2 separate regions of the Homo sapiens genome follow, and region 1 is linked to region 2. Evidence: read pairs that join two places in POLR2A ChIA-PET (ENCODE). Cell type or tissue: PC-9. All regions are shown on one strand.

Region 1 (8,000 bases), 310 kb before region 2:
TGATAGCCTGCTTGCTTCACACCTGAGGCACTGAAGGTAGCCTTTATCTTGTTTTACCTTCCACAGCAACTTTTGAATTGCCCCATTTCACAGATGAGAAAACTGAGCCCCAGAGATATTTGGTAATTTGCCCAATGTTCATGACTAATAACCTCCAGAGAACTTGGGGCCCCCTGACCTCTAATTCAGGTTCCACTCAGCTTCCTGTGTCACAGATCCAAACATCAGAAGAGCCAGCTCCCTAATTTGCACTTTGGATGGCAGTGAATTAAACTTTAAAGACTTGGCAGGTAGTGCTGTTCCTGACTCCCAGGCATTTGGCAGTGGTTGGTATATGTTTCCAGAGATACATTTCTACATGAAGGAAAAAAAGAGGGAACATATTTCTGTTTGACTAATAAACATCCAATCCCAAGGGCTCTACAAAATTTTAAGCCCTCAAATGGCACAGAGACCTGCCCAGTGAAAGACAAGGAAGTATTGAGTCGGGCAGAAACATCTGATTTTATTTGCAAAGGGGCCGTTTGGGATATAAGTGCTGTTAACATGATCCCAGGAGGAGGGAAACAGAATTTTCCAAGGCTCTCCCACAGTCAGTGAACTCTGTCTCTCAGAGGACATGGGGCCTTGGTGTCTGACCAGCCAGAAGCTTAGCCCACAAGTCTTGTGTGTGCACAGGTAGGCACAATAGAATCAGCCCTGGTGGCCTTGAAATGACATTCAACGTTATCAGGAGGAAAAGACTCCAACACATCAGTCTGAAAACAAGATGTCTCAGCCCTCATCACCATTGGAAATGACCTTGTTAATTAAATTGTTTATGTATATTCCATGGGGTCAAGGATGTTGCCTATTCACTGCTGGGTCCCCAGCTCCTAAAAGTGTCTGACATACAGCAGGAGATCAGTAAACATTCTTTGAGTGCACATATTATAGTTTCCATCTTGGACCTTCTTTGTTAGACACCAGCAAGACAAAAGGTACTGTGCTTTCATGGTCCTGGGGTGGGGTAAGCCAGGTCGCCAGCCCTAGTCTGCTGCCCAGGGGTCAGAGGTTATTGCCTGGTATGACCAGGATAGGGGAGGTCAAGGGCATCTATCCTAGTTATACCTTTGTTTATTTGTTTTAAATAACAAGTATTATCATGAATTTCTTTGCCAAAAGGCCCATCTCATTAAACCTACCAAATATCCTCCCTATCCAAAACTTAGTTGTAATTAATAATGATTACTATTGGCTATCATTTACTGATTGATCACCATGTGCTATGTATATATTATCTTATCAAGTTCTTAAAGCATCTCAGATTTGTATTATCCCTATTTTACTGATGAAGAAACTGAGGCTTGTAGAAGCTAAGCAATTTGGTCTAGGTTATACAGCTGTTAAGCAAGGGATACAAGCTGTGGACTTGAACCAAGTCTATTCAAAGCCCCTGACCTTCGCCACTATGCTATACTGCCTCTCACAAGGTCATAAAATTAGTAAATTGCTTGTTTTTTTCTCTTAAGTCAAAATTTCACAAGGAAAACCATCCAGCCCAGATTCTCCTATCAGACTTGGATTATTCAGTTACCTCCTGGAAAGCAGCAAAACTGCCTTTCTGAGCTGACTGGGTCACTGAGGTCATCTCTCCCTGACATGCTATCAGAGTCAGATCAGAACAACTGAAGTGGAGACCAGGCATGGCAGCCTTTACCTGCCACGAATGATATAGATGGTGGCAGCATCACAAAAGGAAATCAACTTGGGCTTTCATTCAACTTGCGGTCTCCCCTCTGTGGGTCTTTCCTACCTTTCACCTGTCTTGGGAAGAAGTAGGCATGGGTGAATTAGTTTACAGAAGTGTGCCAGAGCTCTGGGCACAAGGTGCCACTTCCTTAGGTCATGTGCATCCTCCACCTAGGAAAGACCAAAGCTCACCCAGAATCCCTCCTGATATTTTCAATAATAAAGGTTATGGTGGGTTCCTGGTATCCTCCCAGGAGGTGGTTCTCCCAAGGGTGTTAAAAAATATATATATCAGTTCTCCCTTGTTAAATGTGTGGTTTCCTATAATAGCTTGACATGGGCCATTACTCCATCCAGCACCACTCTATCTTCTTGAACCCTCAACCTCACCAGCTTACCTATTACATTAACTCCCAAGACAATGTCATCTCTATCCTCTTGGAAGGGAATGAGGCCTAGGACTCCATCTGAAGAGGGGTCACAGTTCTGACTGACTCAGGAAGGATGGATGTCTACCAGTCTCCATTTGCTAGAGAAGGGTTCGGTAGGCATCCAAAATTCTACCCTCTCAGAAGAGCCACCCCACACCATTTCCAGTGGCTGCCTCGGGGAAGGCCATGCAATAGTCCTCAGCTTTCCATCAGAGCTGGCAGTCCAAAATCAATCTCTCATCTGTGCCACTGGCAGCGCCCTCCATTGTGGGTGCCAAGAAAGTGGTACTTAAGCTGGGGGGTCAAGCAGAAAGGAAAAGATACATAACTGCAGCTGCACCGTGTCATGACGTCAGGGTCTAGAAACTGAAGAAGGCACGGGAGGGAGAAAGAAAAGGGATGTTTGTTGGGAAACCATCTCACACAGTCCAAATTAAACAGGCTGTTTGCTCAAGTCTACTTTCCATTTCTGCCCCTCTCTCTACTAATTATTACCTCTCCTAAAACCTTTCTCCCTTAACCCAATGTCCCACTTCTAAAAGAGTCTAAGGAATTCTTCCTGATCCTTTAAGAGCCTGAATTGCTGCATAAACTTAGTATCACTGGTCCCATTTTAAAATGCCAAGAACAAAGCAAGGCCCATGTCCTCTCCTTGAAGTCTTTCTTGAAAATTGCAGCCATCTCTGATCTCTCTCCCACCTCACCAGTCTTGAAATTTACTGACTGTATCATCCATTTGAGCACTTGAGCCTCTGTTCAGCCCAACAGAGGCCATGGCTTTTTTGTCTTGACTATTCTCAGACTATTTCATGTAAGTATCTTGTCTTCCTGGGAAAACTGTAAGCTCCCTGGAGTCTAGGACTGGGTCATGTAGTTCTTTAGTATATGACACTGTGTCATATATAGTGTTCTGTATATGGCTCTGAATACACAGGAAATATTTTTTATGAAACTGCAATGAGCTGAACAGAATCAAAGGGAGGCATATGACAAAAGATGAAATCACTGGGCACTCATCAGGAAAATATTTAGTGGCCTCCAATTTCAGGTGAGCAATGTTTAGGATGGGGCCACAGTATAAGCCAGAATAACACATGGGCCAGTACCTGTTGCAATAGGTAAGCTGACAGAGTGCTGTGAGGCTTTGGATTGAGCAGTCTGCACATGCAGAGGGAAGAGGAAGGAAGATCCATACTTTATTTGGACTGAGACTCAACACCAAACCATAGTCCAAGCGAGGCCACCCAAATGGCAATGCTTCCCTAGAACAGGTGCCAAGTTCACCAGATTAGCTGTTGATTTGTCCATTTTAGCACTATTCTACATCTCCATGGTCATCCAGTTTTCAAAGGACACCTGATTTTACCTCAACCACTACCTTTGTTGAAACAAAAAATAACTCATCAACTTACCCAGTCAAACAATATAAGTCAGAGGTAGCCTTGGGAATTTCACTGACAGCTCTAGAATTCCAGGTCTACTCCCTGCGGTTGGAAGTAGGCGTCCTTGTTCTCTCACTGGCACGTTTGAACTCTAAAAGGGCCTTTTTTCTAATGGCCTCCCGTGCAGATGTTAGCAAGAATGAACCTTCGGCCAGGCACAGTGGCTCATGAGTGGGAGAAATCAGCAGCCTGAGAGAGGATGGCACTCACAGAGTGTACAGCGTGAGGCTAGTGTTGGAGTCCCTGGAGGGTTTGTCAGCATTGGGAGGGGCTTCAGAGAGCACCTGCTCCATCGCCTGTGTTACAGGCCAGGAGCCTGAGGCCCTGGGAGACTGGACAACCTCCCAAGGCCACACAGTGTGATCACAGTGTTCCCGCAGCTGGGGCTTTGGGCTCCTAACTCCCAGTCCCCGGTTTTCCCAGTACCTAAGAAAAGAATGCAAAGAATTAAAAAATAAGGTGCAAACTCTGTGGTAAAATTTGATGGGTGAGAAGTACAATATCCTTTGAGAGCTCACAAAGAACAGCAACAGAAAAGTTCCACAGAATAGCTAGAGCGGGTTGCAGAGCTCATCATTGCCAGAAGTATCTATAGTGCCCACCAGACCCAGTGTGTCTTTCCTAGGGATGCTGTCATGAAGCCCACTGGGACTGGGGGGCTTTTTTCTTTGAGACAGGGTCTCACTCTGTCACCCAGACTGGAATGCAGTGGTGATCACGGCTCACTGCAGCCTTGACTTCCCAGACTCCAGCAATCCTCCCACCTCAACCTCCTGAGTAGCTGGGACTACAAGTGTGTGCCACCACACCCAGCCAATATTTGAATTTTTGGTGGAGATGGGGTGTCACCATGTTGCCCAGGCTGGGCTCAAGCAATCCACCCACCTCGGCCTCCCAAAGTGCTGGGATTACAGGCGTGAGCCACCATATCCAGCCAACTAAGGGGCTTAAACAACAGAAATTTATTTCCTCGAAGCTCTGGAAGCTAGAAGTTCAAGACTGAGGTGTCAAAAAGGTTGGTTTCTTCTGAGGCCTCTCTGCCTGGCTTGTAGATGCCTGCCTTTCCCCGTGTCTAGACATGGCCATCCCTCTATGTGCCTCTGAATCCTAATCTTCTCTTCTTACAAGGACACCAGCATATTGGATTAGGACCCACCCTAAAGACCTCGTTTTAACTTACCCTTTTAAAGTCTCCATCTCCAAATACAGTCACATTCTAAGGTACTGGGGGTTAGGACTTCAACATATAAATCTGGGGAAGACACAATTCAGCCGATAGCACCCAATAACATTTCATTCTGAATCTACTAGTGGGGAGTTGTCCAGTTCTTCTCCTCCTCCGACAGGGGATTTGGGCTAGTCTAGTGGGACATTGGCCTAGAAGCTACAGTGGGGCTGGGGCCTCTCAATCCAGCAACCAGAGCAGGATCACAGGGCTCCTTGAAAAGCCATGAGCCAGCCTTCCAGGAGCTTCTGCCCTGAGTCATTCCACATGCCCTCGTCACATCCTTCTCATCAATCTCCGCGGATCTCCACGTGCAAGTACAGAATAAACAGGAGGCTTTCTAAAAGAAATGCAGTTTGGCCTTTGTCCCATTCACGTGGAACAGAACTCCTGGGCTAAAGAGTAGAGGCAAATGTGATGGAGATGAAGATTATGCTGTGGCCCTGGCCTGGTCCCAAATGAGCAGCGCCCTCAGGCCCTGAGGCTGGAGAGACTGCTGCCACCCCAGCTGGCCTAGCCTACCCTGCAGGGGTGAGCTGGTGGGGCAGCGCCCCCCTCCGGCTTCACATTTTCTTCAGATTCTTCGCACATCTGCAGCAGCTTCCTGAAGATAGAAATCGGTTGGTGCCTACCTGTTTGGAAACCCACCAAAGCAAAGAGTAAAACAGCATCCAAATTGGTAGGAAACACTGTTTCAAGTCTGGAAAATACTCTTTTGATTATGTTAAAAAAAAATGACCATAAAGATAGCACAGAAACTGTGTCATTGAGAGCAAAATATGTGTTGATTTAAAAAAAAAAAAGTCCACGGCCTGGGAACTGTGTTATGAATCATGTTCCACTTTTGGAGGAAGAGCCAATTAGAGTACAAAACCTGGCTGGGCATGGTAGCTTACACCTGTAATCCCAACATTTTGGGAGGCCAAGACAGGAGGATCGCTTGAGGCCAGGAGTTTGAGACCAGCCTGGGAAACATAGCAAGACCCCATCTCTAGTTAAAAACCTGAAAAAGCAAACACACAAAAACCATAACCAAGTATGGTGATGCACGCCTGAAGCCCCAGTTACTCAGGAGGCTGCGGTAGGAGGATCTCTTGAGGCCAGGCATGAGGCTGCAGTGAGCTATGATTGAGCCACTGCACTCTAGCCTGGGTGACAGAGCAATACGCCATCTCTTAAAAAAAAAAAAAAAAAGCACAAAACCATTGTGTGCCCCTGTAACAAGGGACTTATGAGAAGGGCAGGTTTGCCCAACTCCTAGGACAACAAACATCAAGCAAACATCAAAAATGCTTCTCTGACCTTGCCCTAGGCTAACTTGATCATTTACAAATGAGCCCTGTCTACCTACACATGTGAAGTTCTCTATGAATGACATGAAACTTTGGTTACTTGCTGTATGTAGGGTCAAAGAGCTTTTGTTCCACGTTTGTCAGAAAGACTCAATGACATAGGACACAAGGCAGAATGCCAAAAACTACCCATGCCTTTTGTATTTTCATACCCTTGGAGTCATGGGTCTTTCCTTAACAAAGCTGGTGGACTAGTCCAGTCACAAAAGATAAACTGACATTATTTAAGGTGCCTTCCCAGCTCAGAGTTTGATGGTTGCTTTACTTCCCATTGACTGTTCAACATTAGCCAATCCCAGGGCTTTTCATGAGCCTGACACCAAGCACTGCCCTTATCAGAAGCATGGCATATTCAGGATAGCAAATGGCTCCCCACGGCTGGTACCTAAGGTGTGTTTTGCTTTGTATAACATAAAATTTTCGTCTCTCCAACTGCACACGAATTCTTTGTTTTCTGTTTTTGAGACAGTTTCTCATTTTGTCACCTAGGGGCTGGAGTGCAGTGGCGCAATCATGGACCACTGCACTCCAGTTTCTGGGCTCAAGCAATCCTCCCACCTCAGCCTCTCAAGTAGCTGGGACCACAGGTGCATACCACCACACTTGGCTAATTTTTTTTATTTTTTTGTAGAGATGGGGTCTCTACAACTGTGTTGCCCAGGCTGGTCTCCAACTCCTGGGCTCAAGCAGTCCTCCTGCCTCAGCCTCCCAAAGTGCTGGGGTTACAGGCATGAGCCACTGCACCCAGCCTGCACATAAATTCTAAATAGGGCCAGTAAGCCAGGCAGGTGCTATGTAGGAATTTTTAAATCTGAAAATCCAAAATCTATGTGTGAAAAACACTGCCTGAATGTACAGAGAGAAAATGTTGTGTTCTTTGTTGATGAAGAAAACCAAATTTTGTGAAATATTTAAAGAGGTTTGTTCTGAGCCAATATGAGTACCCAGGCCCCAGGGAACAGTCTCAAGAGGTCTTGAGAAACTATGGCTGAGAAGATAGGGTTACAGTTTGGTTTTATACATTTTAGAGAAATGGAAGTTACAGGCAAAGACATAAATCAATACATGTTAAGGTATATATTGGTTCGGCCCGGAAAAGCTGGGTATCTCAAAGCAGGGACTTACAGGTCACAGATGGATCCAAAGATTTTCTGATTGGCAGTTGGTTGAAAGAGTTGAACTTTGTCTAAAGACTTGCCAGTAGAAAGAAATGCTTGAGTTAAGCTAAGGGAGGTTGCCACGACCAGGGCTCTTGTTAGGTATATGAAGCCTCATAGGTAGCAGTCTTTGGAGAGAATAGATGGTAAATGTCTCTTTTTGGACCTTAAAAGATGTTTATCCCTCCTAAATTCAGGAAAGCCCTGTCCGCATTAATGGAGATTCTCTACAGATACAAATGTCCTCCCCTAAAAGACAGTTTTGCAGGACCATTTCAAAATATGTCAAAGAAATACATTTTGGGGTAAAATATTTTTATTTCCTTCAGGGTCTGCTGTCTGTCCTGTGATGCTAACCAGAGTCAGGTTGGCATTTGGTGTCTTATTCCCAGAGTCTGTTTTGTTAGTCTTATGATCTGTATTTTAATATTAATGCTGGTCAATTGCGCATAGACTCCAAAGGAAGGGGTATAATGAGGTGGTCCTTCCTTCTTGTATTAGTTCATTTTCACACTGCTATAAAGAACTACCTGAGACGGGGTAATTTATAAAGAAAAGTTTAATGGACTCACTGTTCCATGTGGCTGGGGAGGCCTCAGGAAGCTTACAATCATAGCGGAAGGCAAAAAGGAAGCAAGGCATGTCTTCCATGGCAGCAAGAG
Region 2 (8,000 bases):
GGTTGCAGTGACCCAAGATGGTGCCATTGCACTTCAGCCCAGGCAACAAGAGTGAAACTGTCTCAAAAAAAAAAAAACAGAAGGGGCAGGGCACAGCCTACTCCTTTCTCTCTAACTTCTGAATCTTACCATGTTTTGCTTTGTTTTTGAGGAGGGGTATGTATGGAAATTTAGGGTCTTTGTTAAGCTGGTTAGGAGGTTTGAGTTAGAGGGGAGAGAAAGGAGTTCAAGAATGATTGCTACTTTATGCAGAACAAAAAAAATACATTTAAATAACTCATTTCTCTGATCCCACTTACTAAGCACAAGCAAGACTTAACGGATTTTGTTTCAGAGAGACAGTTACTTCAACCAGACAAAGCATTTGTTCAACATTATTCACTGTGTAATATTTGTTGTGTCCCGATTAAGAGCATTGATTTTTGCTTTTTGTATTTCTGAGACACGGATATAGCTGAATTAAATAGAACCCTTCTGTGTGTTCATTGGATAGTACTGGGATTTTTATGTGGATTAAAAGAGAAGAAAAGTGTTATGCGTGGAATAGGAAAGAACAGGTTTAGAAAATGTATGTAGAGTCAGTGGTCATTTCTCACCCATTTTTATTCTTGATATCTCAGTAGCATTTGATACTCTGTTGCACCCTAGCTTCACTTGTCTTCCAGGATGTCACTCCCTTGATGCTGTTCCTGCCTCACTGGTTCCTCCTTCTCAACTTTTTTTTTCTTATTCTTCATCTCCTCACTCTCCATTGGTGGAGTACTCAGAGCAGTCCTTGGATCCCTTCTCTGTCTACACTCTTTTCCTAGGTGCTCTCTTTCAGGACTTTATTTTTTAGAGACAGATTCTCACTCTGTTGTCCAGGCCGGACTGCAGTGGCATGATAATAGTTGACTGTAGCCTTGAATTCCTGGTCTCAAGAAATCCTCCCTCCCCTCCTCAGTGGCTAGTACTACAGGTACCCACCACCATGCCTGGCTAATTTATTATTTTTTTTTTTGTAGAGACAGGGTCTCACAATGTTGCTGAGGCTGGATTCGATCAAGACTTTAAATGCCGTTATTCCCTGACAATTCATGAGTTTACATTATTAGCTTGAATGTCTTTCCCTGAACTCAAGACTTATATCCAACTATTCACTGGATATCTCCACTTGGGTGTCTAATAGTTTGTTGAACTTATTAAAAAACTTCAGAACATCTCCTCTCAAATCTGCATCTCTGGAAGGTCCTCCCCATTTCAGAGTTGCTATTCATCTGTGTATTGAATATATAGAGAGTCTCCCTTAAATCTGTTTTTTCATTCTCTTCATCCAATCCACCAGCAGGTCCTGTCAACTTCACCTTAAGATATATCCAGTATTTAAACACTTCCCACCACCTGCCCTGCTGCTACTGGAATAGCTTTCTAAGTGGTCTTCCTCCTTTTGCTCTTTGCCCCCTCAATCTAATTTTAACAGTGACCAGAATAATCCTTTTAAGTATATATCAGATCAAGTCACTGCTTTGCTGAAAACTGTCACCTGGGTGCCCAGATTAAAATCCCACCTGGATTAAAAGGTAGTGTCCCTACCATGGTCTATAAGACCATGTAGGATTCACACCACTCTCTCCCAGCTGCTCTGACTTCATTTCCTACCACTTCCCCTTGTGCTGTAGCCACAATGGTCTCCTTTGCAGTTGCTCCAGCATGCCAGGCCTTGGGGCCTTTGTAGTTGCTTTTTCTGCCAGGAACATCATTTTTCCAGATGTCAGTATGGCCTTCTCCCTTATCTCCTTCAGGTTTCTGCTCAACTGTCACTTAATCAGTGAAATATACCTTAACTGCCTTGTTTAAAATAAAAGCTATCTCTCTGCCTTCTGCTTTCTCTGCTCCCCTTCCCTGTTTTTTCTGCATAGCACTTGCTATTTGACATATTGTTTATTCATTCATTGTTCATTATTTAGCAAGTATTTATTGAGTGCTGTCTGCTTGTGCCAGGCATTGTGTTCTAGGGACTCTCTACCATAGTTTATTACATGTCACCACCCACTAGAATGTAAATTTCATGATGGTTAGGACTTTGTTTTGCTCATTGCTATAGCCCCACTGCTAGAACAGTGCTTGTAACATAGGAGCTGAATGAATAAATTTATTTAATTATTATTTTTTTTGAAACAGAGTCTTGCTCTGTCGCCCAGGCTGGAGTGCAGTGGCGCGATCTCGGCTCAGTGCAGCTTCCGCCTCCCGGGTCTCCTGCCTCAGCCTCCTGAGTAGCTGGGATTACAGGCGTGTGCCACCACGCCTGGCTAATTTTTGTATTTTTAGTAGAGACGAGGTTTCATCATGTTGGTCAGGCTGGTCTCAAACTCCTGACCTCATGATCCACCCCACCTCCGCCTCCCAGAGTGCTGGGATTATAGGTGTGAGCCACCACGCCCGGCTAATTTATTTAATTTTTATTTTATTTTTTTTGAGACAGAGTTTCGCTCTTGTTGTCCAGGCTGGAGTGCAATGGCGTCGTCTCAGCTCATTGCAACCTCTGCCTCCCGTATTCAAGTGATTCTCCTGCCTCAGCCTCCTGTGTAGCTGGGACAGCAGGCGGACGCCACCATGCCCAGATAATATTTTGTGTTTATAGTAGAGGCGGGGTTTCACCATGTTGGCCAGGCTGGTCTCGAACTCCTGACATCGGGTGATCTGCCCACCTCGGCCTCCCAAAGTGCTGGGATTACAGGTGTGAGCCACTGTGCCTGGCTGACAGTTTCTGTTTAAAGTAAATACTATTTATCTCTGCTTTATTTTGAAAAAAAGTTTCATAATAAGTGTATGGTTTTTTTTCCTAATGAAGGTAATAAAGGTTTTATTTTTAAAAACAAAGACTTTAGAATATTGCTTTTTATAGAGTAACATGTTTCCAATAAATATTTCCCTTTTTCTCCACCCAAGTACTTATCCTGTATTACATGAAGGAAATGAAATAAAAAGACTGCAGCCCCACTCCCAGCTACTCAGTGAGGTGGTAGCTAGGTAAGAAAACAACCCTTTCCTTTTAGATGAAATTGGAACTTAGGAGGTAGTAATCTTTGGGAGAGGCTTAAAGGGATTGATAATGATGATAACAAAAATAATAGTAATGGCCAGCTTTGATGAACCGGGCACTGTGCTAAGAACTTTATGTTGGTTGCCATCTTCTGACAACCATATGATTCCGGTACTATGAGAAGTAGAGCCAGTGTAGTAGGAGTGAGGAGCATAGACTATGGGGTCGGACCTCCTGCTTTGACACCTAAGTTTTGCCGGTAACTGACTGTGTGGCCTTGAACAAGAAAACTGTGCCTCATTTGTACGGATAGTCCCTGACTTACAGTGGTTTGACTTACAATTTTCAACTTTACGATGATGCAAAAGCCATATATGTTAATTAGAAACTGCACTTGAAATTCTTAATTTTGATATTTTCCTGGCCTACTGACACGTTCTCATGATGCTGGGCTGCAGCAACAAGCTGCAGCTCCCACTCAGCCGTGCAGTCATGAAGGCAAACAACCAATACTGCACACTGTACTGTGTTTAATAAATTACATGAGATATTCAAGTTTATAATAGGCATTGTATTAGATGATTTTGCCAAGCTAGAGGCTAATGTTAAGTGTTCTGAGCATATTTAAGATAGTCTAGGCTGAGCTATGATGTTTGGTAGGCTAAGTGTATCAAATATGTTTTTGACTTACGGTATTCGAGATGTAACCTCATCATAAGTCAAGGAACATCTGTATTTGTACAATGAGGATAATGATAATACCTGCCTCCTAAGATGGTGGTGACGGTTAAATGCCATCAGCTATGTAAAGTGCTTAGCATAGTGCTTGGCACATAGAAAGTGCTTACCAAATGTCAGCTATTATCATAAAAATTAAAATAGTTGTTATTCTCATTTAAAAGATGGATAAACAAAGGCTTAGAGAAATAAGGTAAATAAAGTAATTTGTGTAAGTCACACAGCATATAAATGACGGAATTAGTTTGCACCCAGGCAGTCAAACTCCAGAGCTTTTGCTAACCATTACGCTGCATCACCTTAGTAGGTTGAGAGGAAGACTGGGCAAAAACTGCATCTTGTCAAACTTGAGTGTAGGGGTAAAGGTCAGGCTTGAGTTCTGACTTACCTAACCTTCATTGTGATCTTAAGCATCTTATCAGTGTAGCATGTGCCTCGATTATTCTCTGAATTGATTCTTCCCTAGATCCAAAGACATGAATGATAGGTTAGTTATATTCTTCTCCTGCTGAGGGATTGGGTGTTCCCTGGACCGGGAAATGGAGCTAAACAAACACCTATGTCTCAGTGCTTTTTGGACCATAAGTAAGAGCTTGTCCGGCCTCTCTTGTTATTATGCTTGTTTATTTTTTCACATGACTGGTAATGATGAGAAGCAGAACAGCATACACATTGAGAATTTTCTTTTTTTTTTTTCTTTGAGACGGAGTTTTGCTCTTGTTGCCCAGGCTGGAATGCAATGGCGTGATCTCACCTCACCGCAACCTCCGCCTCCCGGGTTCAGGCAATTCTCCTGCCTCAGCCTCCCAAGTAGTAGCTGGGATTACGGGCATGTGACACCAAGCCCGGCTAATTTTGTATTTTTAGTAGAGACAGGGTTTCTCGATGTTCCTCAGGCTGGTCTTGAACTCCCAGCCTCAGGTGATCTGCCTGCCTCAGCCTCCCTAAGTGCTGGGATTACAGGCGTGAGCCACTGTGCCTGGCCACACGTTGAGAATTTTCTACATGCTATGTACTCTACATGGATTATCTCATTTAATCCTTAAAAATAACCTCATGGTGACTCTTATCCCCGTTTTATAGAGTTGAAGAGAGGTTAGAAAACTTGCTTCAAGTTGCACAGTTAATAAGTAGTAGAGCAGGGATTTAAATAAGGCAGTCCATCCTGAGTTCATGCTTGCTTTTTTTTTTTTTTTTTTTTTGAGATGTTGTCTTGCTCTGACCATTCTGGCTAACACGGTGAAACCGTGTCTCTACTAAAAATACAAAAAAAATCAGCTGGGCATAGTGGCAGGCGCCTGTAGTCCCAGCTACTCGGGAGGCTGAGGCAGGAGAATGGCGTGAACCCGGGAGGCGGAGATTGCAGTGAGCCGAGATCGCGCCACTGCACTCCAGCCTGGGCGACAGAGCGAGACTCTGTTTCAAAAAAAAAAAAAGATGTTATCTTGCTCTGTGGCCAGGCTGGAGTGCAGGGGCGCAATCTTGGCTCACTGCAACCACCTCCATCTCCTGGGTTCAAGCGATTCTCCTGCCTCAGCCTCCCATGTAGCTGGGACTACAGGTGCATGCCAGCATGCCCAGCTAATTTTTCTATTTTTTAGTAGAGACAGGGTTTCACCATGTTGGCCAGGATGCTCGATTTCTTGACCTCGTGATCCGCCTGCCTCGGCTTCCCAAAGTGCTGGGATTATAGGCGTGAGCCACTGCGCCTGGCCCCGAGTTCATGCTCTTAACCTCTGCACTCTACTGCTTGTAGTCTTTTCTTACCTCTGTTAAGTAGGTAGTATGGACTGTGTGGTATAAGAGTAGTAGGGCCAGCTCTGTTTTTCTCATATGAAAAATGGGAAGATTTTGACCACTGGACTAGGAATAAAGAGGACTGTGATCTTGACTTGACCCTGCCACCAACTTGCCATATTTAGGACTTCACTTTTTTTAGTTTTATGGTCCTTATTCATTAAACAAAGGGGTTGGGGCCAGGCGCGGTGGCTCATGCCTGTAATCCCAGTACTTTGGGAGGTCGAGGTGGGCGGATTACGAGGTCAGGAGCCTGGCCAATATGGTGAAACTCTGTCTCTACTAAAAATACAAAAAAAGGCCAGGTGTGGTGGTGTGTGCCTGTAGTCCCAGCTACTCGGGAGGCTGAGGCAGGAGAATCGCGTGAACCCAGGAGGCAGAGGTTGCAGTGAGCCAAGATTGTGCCACTGCACTCCAGCCTGGGCGACAGAGCAAGACTCTGTCTCCAAAAAAAAAAAGCAGTTGCTCTAGATGGCCTCTGAAGTCTCTTTGAACTCTGATGTTCTGTAATTGATCATAGGAAGTAAGAGTAACACCTGCTTAACACCTGCTTAGCTCCTTGAGTTTGGGGCAATGGTATTTGTGATTTCTGTTTTTTTTTTTTTTTTTTTTTTTTTTTGAGATGAAGTTTTGCTCTGTCGCCCGGGCTGGAGTGCAGTGGCGAGATCTCGGCTCACTGCAAGCTCCGCCTCCTGGGTTCACGCCATTCTCCTGCCTCACCCTCCCGAGTAGCTGGGACTACAGGCGCCCGCCACCATGCCCGGCTAATTTTTTTGTATTTTTAGTAGAGATGGGATTTCACCGTGTTAGCCAGGATGGTCTCCATCTCCTGACCTCGTGATCTGCCCATTTCGGCCTCCCAAAGTGCTGGGATTACAGGTGTGAGTCACCGCACCTGGCTGTGAGTTCTTAGAGAGTCTGCCTTGTGCAGGGAAGATGCCAGATTCTAGGGCAAGGGATGAGCCGTCTCCCTGAAGAAGGTAGATCTAGGTTCTTTTTTGAGGCTGGTTGCCAAGGGAACCCAGCCTCTGGCCAGCAACAGCCAGCAATGCTTTGGTTGAGGCTTGGGTACACATAATGAAAACAAGCCGCACATTTAGGTTTCATTCCTTGCCTTTCTCCCATCTCCACCTTTCCTTTTTCTTTCCTTGTTAAGCTGCTAGTTTTAAACACATTCATGTGTCAGACACTGTTTTAAATACTTAACAAAGTATCGTTAAGTATCGTTAAAGATTAAATGAAGTATCATTTAATCTTCACAGTAATCTTACAAAATAGGTACTCTTATTCTAAACAGAGGCAAGTAGAGTTAAGTAATTTGTCCAGATTTACTCAAGAGAAAGTAGTATCAAACCCGTACTTTTAGCTACTAAGTTGTACTGCCTGGTTGGATATTTAAAAAAATAGAAGAGGGACTTCTTAGTTATTTATTAGTGGTTTTTGTTTGTTTTGTTTTTATTTAGAATAAAAACTCTTGGAGCTGAAAAGAGCCTTTGAAGTAATTTTATGCAGTCTCCTTGTCTCCAGCCTGCCATCCAATTACAGGAATGTTTTCTATCATTCTCCTGACAAATGATCTTTCAAGTTCTCTTTGAATACCTCCATTAATAGGGGAGCTCATCAGTTCTTAGGACATCGTTGTTGAAAAGCTCTCATTGGTAGAAATATAATCATAATTTTTTGAGATAGGGTCTTGCTCTGTCACACAGGCTGGAGTGCAGTGTTGGATTACAGCTCACTGCAGCCTCAACCTCCCTGGCACAAGCGATCCTCCCCCTCAGCTTCTCCCTTCTCCGAGTAGCTGGGACTACAGGCACATGCCACCATGCCCGGCTGTTTTTTTTTTTTTTTTTTTTAGTTTTTTATAGAGACAAGGTTTCACTATATTGTTCAGACTGGTCTCGAATTCCTGGGGTCAAGTGATCCTTCTGCCTTGACCTCCTGAAGTGCTGGGATTACAGGCATGAGCCACCATGCCCTGCAAAAAATTATTATTTTTGTTTTTATTTTATTTTATTTCATTTTATTTTTGAGACGAAATCTTGCTCTGTCGCCCAGGACAGAGTGCAGTGGCACAATATTGGCTTACTGCAACCTCTGCCTCCTGAGTTCAAGTGATTCTCCTGCCTCAGCCTCCCCAGTAGCTGGGAGTACAGGCACTCACCATCATGCCTGGCTAATTTTTTTATTTTTAGTAGAGACAGGTTTCATCATGTTGGCTAGGCTGGTCTCAAACTCCTGACCTCAAGTGATCCTCCCGCCTCGGCCTCCCAAAGTGCTGGGATTACAGGCGTGAGCCACTGCGCCCAGCCACCTGGCCTTTTTTTATTTTTAAGAGATAGGGTCTTGCTTTGTCACCCAGGCTAGAGTGCAGTGGTGTGATCATAGCTTACTGTAGCCTTGAACTCCTGGGCTCAAGTGATCCCCCTGCCTCAGTCTTCTG

Evidence for each region. ChIA-PET counts read pairs that join two places held together with the same protein. Peaks named below come from ENCODE experiments on the same cell type or tissue, not always from the same donor. Only the 100,000 strongest peaks of a DNase experiment are listed, where the experiment ranks them.
Region 1: POLR2A ChIA-PET joins it to region 2 with 9 read pairs; 2 of 35 experiments call an interaction of 5 or more read pairs at or near these places.

Annotation. Positions count from the first base shown.
Region 1 is chr2:70,383,527-70,391,526 of GRCh38, reverse strand. No RefSeq gene overlaps it. Among named protein-coding and RNA genes, the nearest start is that of FAM136A, 85 kb to the right of the region's middle. In PC-9, no CTCF peak of the experiment used is centred here; a DNase peak (open chromatin) is centred at 3,186; H3K27ac peaks cover 3,754 bases.
Region 2 is chr2:70,072,310-70,080,309 of GRCh38, reverse strand. The region is part of intron 4 of PCBP1-AS1 (PCBP1 antisense RNA 1); the gene reads left to right. It also overlaps a transcript of ASPRV1 not described here and the pseudogene RN7SL470P. Among named protein-coding and RNA genes, the nearest start is that of PCBP1-AS1, 11 kb to the left of the region's middle. In PC-9, no CTCF peak of the experiment used is centred here; no DNase peak of the experiment used is centred here.